Regions from separate parts of the Homo sapiens genome. Here region 1 is linked to region 2. Evidence: read pairs that join two places in POLR2A ChIA-PET (ENCODE). Cell type or tissue: MCF 10A. All regions are shown on one strand. Each heading gives the region's core, and the rest is flanking DNA. Links, peaks and the distances in the headings are about the cores only. Region 1 holds the start of HOXA10 (homeobox A10). Region 2 overlaps SKAP2 (src kinase associated phosphoprotein 2).

Evidence for each region. ChIA-PET counts read pairs that join two places held together with the same protein. Peaks named below come from ENCODE experiments on the same cell type or tissue, not always from the same donor. Only the 100,000 strongest peaks of a DNase experiment are listed, where the experiment ranks them.
Region 1: POLR2A ChIA-PET joins it to region 2 with 5 read pairs; 12 of 35 experiments call an interaction of 5 or more read pairs at or near these places.

Annotation. Positions count from the first base shown.
Region 1 is chr7:27,170,769-27,177,378 of GRCh38, forward strand. All of the region lies in intron 1 of HOXA10-HOXA9 (HOXA10-HOXA9 readthrough), which reads right to left. It overlaps HOXA10 (homeobox A10), which reads right to left and starts at 3,552. Exons shown (of 2, transcript NM_018951.4): 1 at 2,581-3,552; 2 at 1-1,405. The coding sequence starts at 3,538. The coding sequence ends at 1,131. It overlaps HOXA10-AS (HOXA10 antisense RNA), which reads left to right. Exons shown (of 3, transcript NR_046609.1): 3 at 540-1,147. RefSeq lists enhancers at 752-1,251, 2,960-3,606, 3,607-4,252. In MCF 10A, for the core only: no CTCF peak of the experiment used is centred there; DNase peaks (open chromatin) are centred at 1,193, 1,803 and 2,303.
Region 2 is chr7:26,672,512-26,679,121 of GRCh38, forward strand. The region is part of intron 11 of SKAP2 (src kinase associated phosphoprotein 2); the gene reads right to left. Among named protein-coding and RNA genes, the nearest start is that of LINC02860, 38 kb to the left of the region's middle. In MCF 10A, for the core only: no CTCF peak of the experiment used is centred there; a DNase peak (open chromatin) is centred at 2,820.

The sequences.
Region 1 (6,610 bases), core at 600-3,099, 500 kb after region 2:
TTCTTCATAATAATAGACATTTATACAGATTTGTATTTATAGTTTTTTTCTTTTTCTGCATCTACAGGTTTGACCCTTTTATGCATGTAACTTCACAGTATAAAGGAAATCCAAACAATGTCTCCCTTCTCTAGTTTATTCCGCTTACCCCAGTCCTCCTAGGCTTCTGTGAATTTCAGAAAGCAAAAACAAACAAAAAAAAAACTTTTTGTTCAAGGCGATTTAAAAAAACAACTTCACAAGATAGGGAGAATTGTGGTGTGCTTGTCACATGTTACCAGTGGTAACAATTTTAATGACAAAAAAATCCACTAATTCCAAATGCATAAACAAAACTACATTATTTATCTACAGCCAGAAGGATATGGAAATTTAGAGGTAAATGAAACATTTTAGTCAGGCAATGTAAGACCTTACAGAAACTGGAAGAGAAGTCCCCTTCTCTTGGTAATTCTTTTTTTTTCTTTTTAAAGCTGGGATATCTTACAGAGGAAGGAAAAATTAACCTTTTTTACTTTCTTTCTCACTTTTTAAATCAGCCAAAGTCAAGCCCGTTTGCCAACCTGCATGTCCATGCCTGTAAGCCCTTCTCTTGGCCAAGGAAGAAAGGAAGAAAGAAAAAAGAAACCCAGGGGCCTGTATCCCCTGATTAAACACAGCACAGCACTCCAGGCAGACATGCCCGGTGGCGGCTCCTTTGCACCATTGACCTCAGGCCAGACACCTCAGCGCCAACAATGGGACCTCGGCCTTCCGGCTAGGTTTGCCCCAGGCTGGGCAGGAAACCAGCTCGGCCGAAGACAGGGGCCATTTCGAGCAGTGGGACCCCAAGACAGCAAACCCAGCCCAGTCAGGACTTGACACTTAGGACAATATCTATCTCTATAGAATTTTAGCATGATATGGCTTTTTCCCCCAGAAAACAACAAATAAACCAGCACCAAGCAAACACAAAGAAACAAAAAGTCAGAACAAACCAGCCCTGCACAGATGTAACGGCCCAGGAGATGGCGAGTGTGGGAGGGAGGAACAGGGCTCCAGCACAGGTGCGAGTTCCTGGGCAGAGCCTGAAGACAGAGGGAGGGGACCAGCGCTCGGGAAGTGAAAAAACCGCGTCGCCTGGAGATTCATCAGGAAAAATTAAAGTTGGCTGTGAGCTCCCGGATCCGGTTTTCTCGATTCATTTTCTTCAGTTTCATCCTGCGGTTCTGAAACCAGATTTTCACTTGTCTGTCCGTGAGGTGGACGCTGCGGCTAATCTCTAGGCGCCGCTCTCGAGTAAGGTACATATTGAACAGAAACTCCTTCTCCAGCTCCAGTGTCTGGTGCTTCGTGTAGGGGCAGCGCTTCTTCCGACCACTCTTTGCCGTGAGCCAGTTGGCTGCGTTTTCACCTTTGGAATTGCCTGGCATGTAAGAGAATAAAGAGGGGATGATTAAGTCGAGGCCACACGGGCTGCCCGCGGGGGTGAATTGCCTCCGTTTCTCCCATAAGAGAGATGTCCCAAGTCACAGAGAAGAGAGTCGTGCCCCCGTTTTTGGCTTGCTGAGAGCAAGCAGTTCCTCCAAAAGTCATGACAAAAATTGAGTGGGCCTTCAATCTACATGACCCTTCCAATTTACATTTCCCCCACTTTTCCAAACACCTGTTTTAGCGCTAAGCCGTAGATGCTTGCAGAAGGAAAGGCCTGGGAGGGCAGGCTGTACATCTTGAACTTAACGCTTTTCTTTGCCTCTTGCCATATGGCAGACAAGCATTTCCTGTAGCCCCCAGGCTAGGAGCGCGGGGTGCTTACTTGGAAGATGGGCCAGGCAGCTTGGCTGTCTCACCCCAGGGCCCTGATTGCCCAAGACTCGATAAGGGGAGAAAGAAGGGCATCATTGGTCCAATGGGGAAGGCAGGAAAAACCGATTCGGGGGTCAAGGGCCCTCCCTCAAGTTTCTCCAGGAGCCAGGGATAGATAGCTGGGCGATTCCGAGGTCCAGGGGAAGGGAAATGGCCCTTCTCTGGCTCTCAGCTCAGGGCCCCCCGCTTCCAGGCCGGATTTGCCTTTTCTTCTTCCCGCAACGAAGATTCCCGCCCCTCAGCAACTTTGAAAAAAGCATGGGGGATCGTAAACTCGAACTTCGCCGGTTAATGGGCTTATTTATTGGCGCTGGCGGCTGCTTATTTTGGATGCCTTACAAACATCCGCGCTATCTGCGGGCGAGCTACTTTCCCTCCCTCCCCCTCCCCCCGCGTGGGCCGCGCCGCGCAGGCTGGGCAGGGACCAGGGCTCTGGGTCCTCCCGGCCACAGGAAAGAGCGCACAGGAGGGGGCCTGCTCGCTGGTGTCCTCGTCCCTAGTCAGGGGGAGCTGAGGCCAGCGCCGAGGACGTCTTGCTGTGGGGCGCTAAGCCGGACATGAATTTTACTGCGTCCCCACGCCCAAATATTAAAAAGCAAGTTCACAAGGTCAGCCTGCCTGCAGCTTGGGCCAAGGCCGGCCGGCTGCTGCGCGGGCTCCTAGTTTTCTGATCCTTCTCCTCCTTGTGTCTGCCTGTCTGCCCGCCTGACTGCAGCCCTCTGCAGCCCTGCTTACCCAGGGAATCCTTCTCCGGCGAGGCTTTGCTGCTCTCGGAAGGGGCCGGGGAGAGCTCCTCCGCGGCCGAGGACGACGCGTGCGCCTCCTCGTCGCCCTGCGAGCCCCCGCCGCTGCCGCAAGCCAGCGTGGGGGGCGGCGGCGAATCGAGGGCTCGCTCCTTCCGGGCCGCATCGGCCGAGCCGGAGGCTAGCGCGGGCGGGAGATCGAAACCGCGCCCCGGGGGCTGCGCGGGGAACGGGCCAGCCCCGAGTTGCTGCGCGCCGCCGCCGCCGCTGCCATAGCCCTTGGCGGTGCCGTAGGCCTGAGAAAGGCGGAAGTAGCCAGGCACTGGCACCCCGCTGGAGGTGCCCAGGGCGCAGCCGTCGGGCGGCGGGCCCCGCGGGAAGGGAGCCAGTTCGGCGGCGGTGGCCGAGACTTTGGGGCATTTGTCCGCCGAGTCGTAGAGGCAGTAGGAGCTCTCTTCTTTGATGTTCTGCGCGAAAGAGCACGAGGTGGCCTGCGGCGCTGGCTGGGGTGGTTGCGGCGGGGGCGGCGGCTGCTGCTGGGGCGGCGGCGGCGGCCCGTCAGGCGGCTCCATCCGGCAAGACCGGGGCGCGTCTAGCCACAGGTCTATGGGCGAGGGCCCGTAGCCGTGCGCCCCGGGACCTAGACCCCCGCCACCGCCACCGCTGCCCGGCGACGCTGCCTCATTGCGCTTGCCGCCCAGCGTGGGGAAGAGCCCGCAGCTCTGCAGCCCGTAGGGCAGGTCGGCGGCGGGCGGCAGGTAGACCCCGCCGTGGGCGTAGTAACCGCCACCGCCGCCGCCCCCCGCGCCACCACCACCGCCGCCTGCCTCGCCTCTGCCCGAGCTGATGAGCGAGTCGACCAAAAAAGAGTTCGCGGCGGGGCTCTCCGAGCATGACATTGTTGTGGGATAATTTGGCGAAGGGAGCAGATAGCCCTTTCTGGCTGACATTTCTTGTGCAAAACATGCTGAATACGATTAGCAATCCCCCCGCACCGCGGCGGGCGCCCGCAGCCAATCCCGAGCCAGAGTTTCCGCGCGACCACTCCCAGTTTGGTTTCGTAGGCGCGGGGCCGCTCTCCGAGGGCGCCCTCAGAGCCCGCGATTGATATAAATATGTAATCTGTATTGATGGGCCAGGAGACGCACCCCGACACCTTGGCCCGAAGGCCGGGAGCTGTGGGGGCTGCCCCAACGTGGCTGGTGGGGGGCCTGGCCATTGGGCTCGCCCCGCCCCTACCCGGACGTGAGCCCCATACCGGGGTCCCTTAGAAGGGCCCTTGGGCCCCGCGCAGTTAACAAGTGGGGTGTTTATGGTGCGCGCCCAGTCTGCCTTGGGTGCTCACCATCCCTGTCGCAGAAGCTGCCACTAGTCCCCGGTGTACTCTAACCACTGAAGCGGCCGTGTCGGGGACTCACGCGCTTCCCATTCAGCTCTGGATCTGGAACTGGCCCCTTGTCTGAATTCTGCCTCCTCAAAAGTGGCGAACCTGGCCCTATGGCCGTCAGGATCCTCAGAGTGTCAGGAGCCCAGAGTGAACTAGAAGCTGACTTGCCTCTACTTCCAGTATCCACAGATTTTTCCCCAAAATGCAGTGGTTGTTCCCTAGCCCCTAACCCCCAACACTTTTCTCCCCTAGTCCGTTGATCCAGTTAGGATCTTCTCCTCTGGTGTTGTGCTCACCCGGCTTGCCTTCTCTACAACTCCTGTCAGTGGACTTTGGTGGGCTGGCGGGACTGGGGGTGGGAAGCGGCTGCCAGCCTTGATGGAAAGACGGCCCCACTCCCACTCCCAAGGCCAGAGCCAGATCCAAGCATCCCCTCATCACCTAGGGAAGACTCTAAGCCCACAGTCATTTCGGGGAAGTAAAATGCTGGCCTTGGGGTCCTTGGCTGGCCCAAAGTGAGAGACTTGGAGGGGTGTGCCCGGTGTACACCTCCGCTGCTTTATGTTCCTGCTCTCCTGTTAGCTTTGGCACTCATATGCTCCTGGAGGCTACAACAAGAACCAGTGTCACTACACTCCTACCTCTCTGTCCCCTCCCCTCTTCCCCTCCCTCCCATACCCTCAGCTAGGGCAGTCCTTGCTCCTGCAGTGTGTGCATTTTAACGAGGCCTCGGTGAGGAAATCCTTTCCCTGCAAGGCCGGGCTGGGCTCATGGTCCTGTTATAAGAGCATGTGGAGGTCAGGCCCTTTGCTCAGCAGGCTCAGGGGCTCTGTTTTAGCCAACTGGAAATGGCCGGCCTGGGGTGCTAGCCCCCAAGTGTGAGCCTCATGCTAGTCTCAGGAAATGCAACCTTTTCCGGCCAGATCCAGTGGAGCCCGGGAGGTCGCTGCCTTGCCCCTGGCCCGTGGGCTACAGGTCTCCAGGATACTCTAGGCCTGCCCGCCCCTCCGGCCCCAGTCGGAGCTGGCATTACTGAACGCCGGCATCCCAGGAAATAGACCGCTCAGGCCGCTGCCTTCAGCTGGGAAAGACTCTTGCATCCGGGTCATACGCGGCACTTTGCCTCCTTCCTCCCAGTGTGAATCCAGCCCAAGGTGGAAGAGGAGCCTGAGAGGACCCTGAAAGCGCAGAGAGAGCTGGCTAGGTAGAGCTCCAGCTCTGGCTTCTGAGATTCAAGCAGCTGCGGTCGCTGCGGGCAGTGGCTGCTCCGAGCTCCGGGCCCAGAAGGCCGCTCCACCGCTAGCGCGGCGCTCCAGCCACTTCAACCTCGGCGCCCCACGGTGACCCGGCCGTAAGGACTGAGCATCAGGGTGCGGAGGAGGAGGATGGAGAGAAAAAGAGAGAGATAGAAGGAGAGACGGACAGAGGGAGAGAAAAGAGAGAGAAACAGGAGGGGAGAGAGAATAAGAAAGCCAGTTCTCTCCAGCCTGACAGGGTCTTGAAGCTGCAGCAGCGGCTTTAGAGGGATCAAGACAGGGTCTGTGCCAAGAGATCATTAACTCTCCTTCGCTCTTCGCATGCTCCTGCGCCCAAGGCCAAGGCAAATTCTCTACCCTCTAGGCCCATGAGACGGACGAACCTGAGTGCAGAAAAGCTTCAGAGCACCGCAGCCAGTGGCCCTATCTTTAGCTTCCCGGATCTGCCTGGTCCTTACCCTGCTCACCAGAAGGGTGGAACTGGCTGGGACTGTTGCCCTTAGCAATGCCACCTGGAAATGCCACAGAGCTGGGGGCTGCCTAGGAAGGAAGCTTTGCTCTTCAGCACTGCCCATGCCTCTCAGAAAAGCTGTGTCATTTGGCAAGTGGGTCCCAAGACCTTCGAGGTTTCCTCAAGGATAATGAGCCGTGGCAGGTCAGTGGGCCAGGACCTGGGCCTAGAGTCATGCCTCTCCAGGCTAAATGCAGAAAGCAACTTCCCAGGCCGACATCTGGGAAGGTCCAGTATATATTTGAGATAGTGGAGGCTATACAAATAAAGTAAAAGACAATGATCTTAACCTATCTTTCCTAACCTTTTAGGGAGTCAGGACCCTTCTGGAAAATCCAAGTAAGTTTTGACTCATTCTGTGAAAAATGCATATCTGTATATTCCCACAATTTGATCCATCATTTCGAAGGAGTTCACACACCCCTCAGTCTTTTCCTTGGGTCTTCCAGAGTCCCCCAGTGTCCTGGGACTTGGGGGCCCTGCCAATTTGGCTGGCAAGACAAGCTGGGTGCCCTGCAGCAGACAGCTCAGGTCAGGGCCCCGTAGGGCAGCCAAATGGGCTTCTAGGCTGGATAGAATCCAGGGACCTGCACGTGCCAACCAAGGTTACAAAAGTCAGTTTGTATCGCATCTGCTACAAAAGGCTGCCCCAGCCGAAGAGTAGAGGAGCTGGGAGGCCTGCTATGGGCCTCGCAAGCCGTGGCGTTGGCACTTGGGTCTTCAGTGACCTTTCTGTGGTGAGCCAGATGTGTTTCTTTAGTATGACTTTTTCCCCCTTGTAATAAACCAAACGGGATGTTGGGCTTGAGCTCCTTCTGGCTTTTAAAAAGAGTGTGTAAGCTCATGTATGGCAGCCCCTCTCTGGCCC
Region 2 (6,610 bases), core at 1,665-4,164:
TAAAATAATTGAAAAACATAGGAAACATACACTTGATAAAAATACTCTAAAATATCAGATTTAAATCAGAAAAGGTAAAACTAAAAACCAGAATATTACCTTATATTTGTAAAGAATTGCAAATTATATTCCTGTTTGAAATTAATGCATTATGATCAAATATAGTGAGGTAAAAATACAGGAGGCAAATTTATGGATTTACACTGCAGCCATTAGAGTGTTGACAAGACTGCAAATACAGGAGCTTTTTACTTTTATCATTACTATTCTCTGTATGAGCCTCCTGAGCAACATGAATCCCAATTAAACCATTTGCAGCCTATAAATTGGAATGAAAATGCTTCTTGGAGTACAGTATTCTAAACTTTGGCCTGAACATTCAATATTGTACAAGGTTTCCTTCTGAAAAAGAAAATCTGCCTGTCTATGCCTTTCCTCTTTTCCACCCCCAAACAAATGTGATTATGAATGATATATTACTTACAGTGGAAAATAATGCAACTGATACAATGTTGTTTTGCAGTCCACAAACTAATTATAGTATTGTTCTATAAAGTCACAAGTGGATCATTTAAAAAACAAAAAGGAAAACTCTCAAACTTTATCTTCTTAGCAAACAAAAAATAGACAATCCATACCAGGCTGTTGTCTAAATCTTTGAAATGTTAGGAAGCATCATGTAATCTTTATGGAACACAAGGTTTCAGGTACAAGGAGGTCTGCCATCTGGTATCCTTCACCTATTCAGCTCTTAACATCAGCTGAAATGCTAACATAGGCAAGTGACTGTACTTCAGGAGGACTGATAAAATAATGAAGAGTCCTTTAATCTACAGGAAACCATTCTAGTCAATTTATAAGAAATATTGCATCCCTTTGTAGGACGTGTAATTATTTTCTATTAATCATGTGCTATAAAGCTACATTATGCGGTTATTCTGTTATCACTAGAAAGAGGCCTGCAGTCAGCTTCTGACAATGTTAGGTAATTACTAACACAAAGCTGCTTTCTCCTCCTGCAGTAATGCTATCAAGATCCAGAGGTGTAGTGATGCTTATTGTATAAAAATAGTACTCAAAAGAAATTCAATATCTGCAAAATGGATGGCTTCAAGGCAAAATGTAGTGTGGCAATCAAAGAAGCAAAAAAAAGCCAAACTTGCCCAGTAATCCGAGAAAATAATAGTAAGGCGGTAGTGAATGCTTGTGATCTAACTCCCATGTTTTCAATTTTCATACCATTATAGTCATTTTATTTGTTTTATTTTGTAGTTGAAATTTTAGTCCCCAATTAATATTTATTGAGCAGTAAGAGTGACTGGGTAAGAAGGCAGGAAAAAGGACTAGTTATGATAAAGTGAAACAGAGACTTTATCCAACATAATAGTAATATTTACTCATTAACTAAATCTTCTTTCTCTGCTGGAATATTATTTTACACTTAAATAAGGCCCCAACATTTACTTAAATCTTTTTCAGCACCATGACTGTCATTTATCGAGTATGTTAATCCGCTTTCTGCGAATGATATGGTAAAAGAATGCTGACTTAACAGAAACCTGAAACATTAAAAGATTTAATAATGTACTAACCCTTTCAGAAATTAGTTACCGATGTGTTTGAAAGCAACAGGTGTTTGCAATGTTAAAAAAAATTTGTGTCCTTTTCCAAACATATATCTGTGCTTCAAAACACACCAGCCTTTTGTGAAAATGAAAGTAATTTTATTCACAAAACATAAAATACAGCAAGTTTAAGAACCAATGGACTTGACTGTTGTTTTCCAAGTATTCTTCATTGTGATATCTTTATTCATAAACACTGTAATACTATGAAAACTAGATACCTATTTAAAGTGTATAAATACTTTCATCAAGGCTACCTCTTTAGTCTCTTTTTTATTAACTCCGATTAGAAACTTTGTAAGAATCCTCTCATTTCTCATACATTCATTGTTTCAAAAGGTTATCTTTATAAATGCACAACAGGAACTGTACAACCTCGGCGTTTTACTATTACTATCTATACATTAACTACTTGAATCTTAGATTCCTAACCTGTTAAATGAGGAAACTGACACAATCTCTAAGGACCTCCATGATGTTTGAGCACCACCATTCAGGAACCTGATTGAAGACACTAAGTTCTCTAGTGGTGTACGGAGATCAATCTCATTACTTTGCAATTTACTTTGCAGGTGTGACTTTGAGTTCCTCTAATTCAAAGAATTACTGTTTTTCCTCCTTGCATTGTATACTCCATTTTTAAAGCAAGAGAGACAAAAACAAGGAAGCTGACAGTAAGAATTCTCATAAGAAATTTTAGTTTATATCCCTGAGTCATGCTATAGTTAATTCCAATTTCTACAAAGTTGACAGTTACAATACCATAGAGTAAAACCTGACATTCAGACTGGTGATTCGCAGATAATGTTAGGCAAAGAAGATCATGTCATGCTCAGTAGAGAGTGACTTTGGTATTCAGTGTATGGTATTTTACCTACATGACTCTATTAACTGTTCTCAGGTTCACCCATTCCACTTTATTCTCACTGGCACCACTAATTCAGGCCTTCATCACCTTGCCCTGGATTACTGCATTATCAATGGTGCCTCTCTGTTCTTCCCGGGAACTCTTTTCATCAGTTTACCCTGCTGCTCAAAAACTTACACTAACTCTCCACTGCATTAACTGTAGACTTTAGCTTGTTCCCACCCTGCTGGCAACCTTTTCCTGTCACTGTTCTAGCTGGCACAATACAACCTGCCGCACTACACTCATTCTACCTCTGTATGTAGTGCTTCCTTCCCAGAGACATCTCCTCTCCCTCAGCCAAATCCTGTCCAATGACTAAGACCTGACTCAGCTGTCATGATTTTTTCTCTGAATTAGCTAATCCATATTTATATCTCTCATTTCAAGCTAAGCATTTATTCCTCAGTAGATTTTACGTACATTAGTTTTATTCCTTCAACTAAAATAAAGTACAAACTCATTAAGATCAGAGGAAGGACTTACACTTAATCTGTATGCCTCCCACTGCAGGAGATATAAAAGATGTTCCATAAGTAGGTACTAGATGATTAAATAGACTAAGTCTTCATTTTGGATGATGCACCAGTTGACTATCCTAAATATTTTCTTAAGAAATGTAATTTCCAATAGTAATGTATTTTCTTTTGTGTATATTAGGCATAGTTAAAGAATTGTAGTAGTGACGAAACAAGCATTTGTTCTGAAGCATTCACATGTAGCTGAGTGGGCGATCTGAAGGAGCATGCTGTTCCCACCTGTGGCAGGCTGTTGCCACCATGTTTTCAAATGTACTACATGGGATGTGCCTTGTCTAAAAAGCTTAAATCCCATGTGCAGAAAGAAGGTATTTGTCCACATTGGAACAGGGACCAACTAATTCCAGTTCTTGGAAAAAATGAATTCAGTTTAACTTACTTGTAAGCACTGAAAGAAGTTAAGACAGAATTTTGCAAAGGCAAAAAATAGTATGACAGGTAGAATGGAAAATCTCCTGGTTTTTTCAGCTCCTTATCTTTTTTGTTTATATTTATATTCTTCATTGAGACTCTACAATAGTGCACTTAGGTACTTAATATATATCAATAAGTCTAATTATTATACATTTGGACCCTCACAGAATTCCCTTTATAAAATCTTTTATTATATTTACTATGAAAAGTTTTTGTTGAGGCCAATACCTGCCACTTATGCACTTATTTATGTAAAGTTGTTGAGGCCAGATATTCAGGGCAGAGTCTAGAAATTCATGTAAGAATATTTAAGTAGCCAGTGCTGGGAAAAGCCAAGATCCTTCCTTTATGATTAAAAGAAATTACTAGCTCCCATCTCTCCCTTTTTTGGTTTGGCTGCCAAGAAGTTCAGGGCCAAGGTGGAAGTACAACCTCAGAAACACCATTGTCTTTGGAGGTCTCTGTAGGAGTGGTCCATTTTTCCTTTGGGCTTTTATTTCTTTTTCCCTTATTATGTTGAGCCTCGATTTCTTTACCTATAAAGTGAAGGGCTAGCACTAAGGTCCCCCTCACTCTATGATCCTATCATTCTAAGTTCTTTTAAGAAGTCAGGATTATTTCCTGTTGTTAACTGTATTTTGGTAAAAGCATAGTAAACATCTATCTGCCATACTGTTAACATATTGGGATACAAAAATATTTAAGACACAGTGTCTACCTCAAGAAGTTCAAAGTTTAGACAGAAAGCCAGAGAAACAGGTAATCATTATATTGAATGTTAGGTAAGAGAGGGAAAAAGTTTGTAAAAAGAGAAGCAACTAATCCTACAGCAGGATCTGAGAGACTTTACATAGAAAGTGACAGCTGGGCTGAGACTCCAGAAGGAATAATGAAAGGAGCAATACATGGCAGGCGTGAAGGCCTGCAGAGATAAAAGAATGTGCTGTGTTCAGTGAAGAGTAAGTAGTTGAGAGTGTGGTTAACACACAAGGTACAGGCGAAGATAAGGGAAAAGTGGTGTAAGCTGCTGTAGAAAAACTAGCTTGGAAACATCAGGTTGATTTGGTTTCTCACAGGGTTTCTCTGGCTGCCTACCATTCTCCAAGGTAAGGAAAGAGAAGTGATGGCTCATGCCTGTAATCCCAGCACTTTGGGAGGCCGAGGCGGGAGGATCACCTGAAGTCAGGAGTTCAAGACCAGCCTGGCCAACATGGTGAAACCCTATGTCTACTAAAAATACAAAAAATTAGCCGGGCATGGTGGCAGGAGCCTGTAATCCCAGCTACTTGGGAGGCTGAGGCAGGAGAAATGCTTGAACCCGGGAGGCAGAGGTTGCAGTGAGCTGAAATTGCATCACTGCACCCCAGCCTGGGTGACAGAGCAAGACTCTGTCTCAATAAAAAAAAAAAAAAAAAAAAAGAAGTGATCCTGAATGACTGATGTCTATTGGCTCTATGCTCCCCTTTCATCAATATAGCCATCCACCCCTTTCCATAGCACAGCCGTTCTTCTAGGTTTTATATGTAATAGACACAGAAAATAAGCATTCATATTTGTTAAATGAATAAACTCCATTTATACATAAAGTTCCAGTTCAAGTTCCATTTCCTATGAATCTTTCATTACTTACTTACTCCAGTATTTACTGACTTCCCTTTCTTCTGGGATTCTCCAGGACTACAACACTGATACCCTACATTGTGTTTTATTGCTATTATCTATTTTATGCATTGGTCTTCTCTTCGACTTAATTGCAGTCTCCTTGAATAACAGTTTGTGGCTTTTCTGGATCCTGCTCAAAATAGTACTTTGCATGAGTGTTCACCAAATATTTGTTGATTAGAAAATGAAATAATTTTGACCATCTATACAAGATTTAATTATGTAAAAGATACTGTCAATAACATGGTTCGCTGTTGTTTAGAACTGGGATGTGATAATTACAATTAACCTCTGATATAGAAGAAAAGTTAAAGTCCTAATCAAGTCCCACTTAACCGTAGCAAAGTAGAAAGAGAAAAGGCTTTAGGGTCAGACCTGTATTGATACCTGGAGAAGGCACTTAATAGCTGCGTATCCTCAGATAATTTCCATAATAACCTTACTGCACATCAGTTTCCTAATCTGTAAAATTATAACATCATCTACTTCACAGGGTTATTATATTAATTATATGTGTGAAAGCATATTAAGTACCTAGAACAGGACATTGTAAATGCTCAATAAACACTTTTTCATTCCCTCCCCCACTCCCTGCCCACTAATTGGTATAGCAAAGTATTATGGCAACAACAAAAAAACAGAGTACTTTGGGACGCACTATAAGGCAATCTGATTATTATGAGCAGGTCTCCACCCTGCTCTTCCAAAGAGAATCTTATCTTCTCCCAAAGAGAACAAGTATTTGAGGAATATAACATTTTATTACAATTTTAACTGGTTGTTCTTTTTTTTTTTTTTTTTGAGATGGAGTCATGCTCTGTCACCAGGCTGGAGTGCAGTGGTACAATCTCAGCTCACTGCAACCTCTACTTCCCGGGTTCAAGTGATTCTCCTGCCTCAGCTTCCCAAGTAGCTGGGACTACAGGTGCGCACCACCACGCCCAGGTAATTTTTCTATTTTTAGTAGAGACGGGGTTTCACCATGTTGGCCAGGTTGGTCTCGAACTCCTGACTTCAAGTGATCCTCCTGCCTCGGCCTCCCAAAGTGCTGGGATTACAGGAGTGAGCCACAATACCTGGCATGCTGGTTGTTCCTTGATAGCTGAATACTCAATGAACATCTGTCACTTATCTATAATTTACTAAATATCGACTCTAAAACTTTTCTTAATCAGTAGTCTATCTCTAGTCTCTATGCCTAATGATTTCCCTGGAATATCTAGCTCCATGTTCTAAAGGGATGAGGAAGAAGACATCTCAAAAGAGTGAAAGTATGCTATACACACTGAGGGAGTTCCTCATTTTCAAGGCTGAAATCATGAATTGTTCAACTGAGAATTAAAAAAAATATCAACGTAGTGCTTTTCTTTAAGGTTTTGTTTTGCTGCTGCCAAACTCTTAGTTATTCATGCTGAAGTAAATCACATAGGCCTTACAGGTGGGCTCCTTTCCAAAGCAGCCCC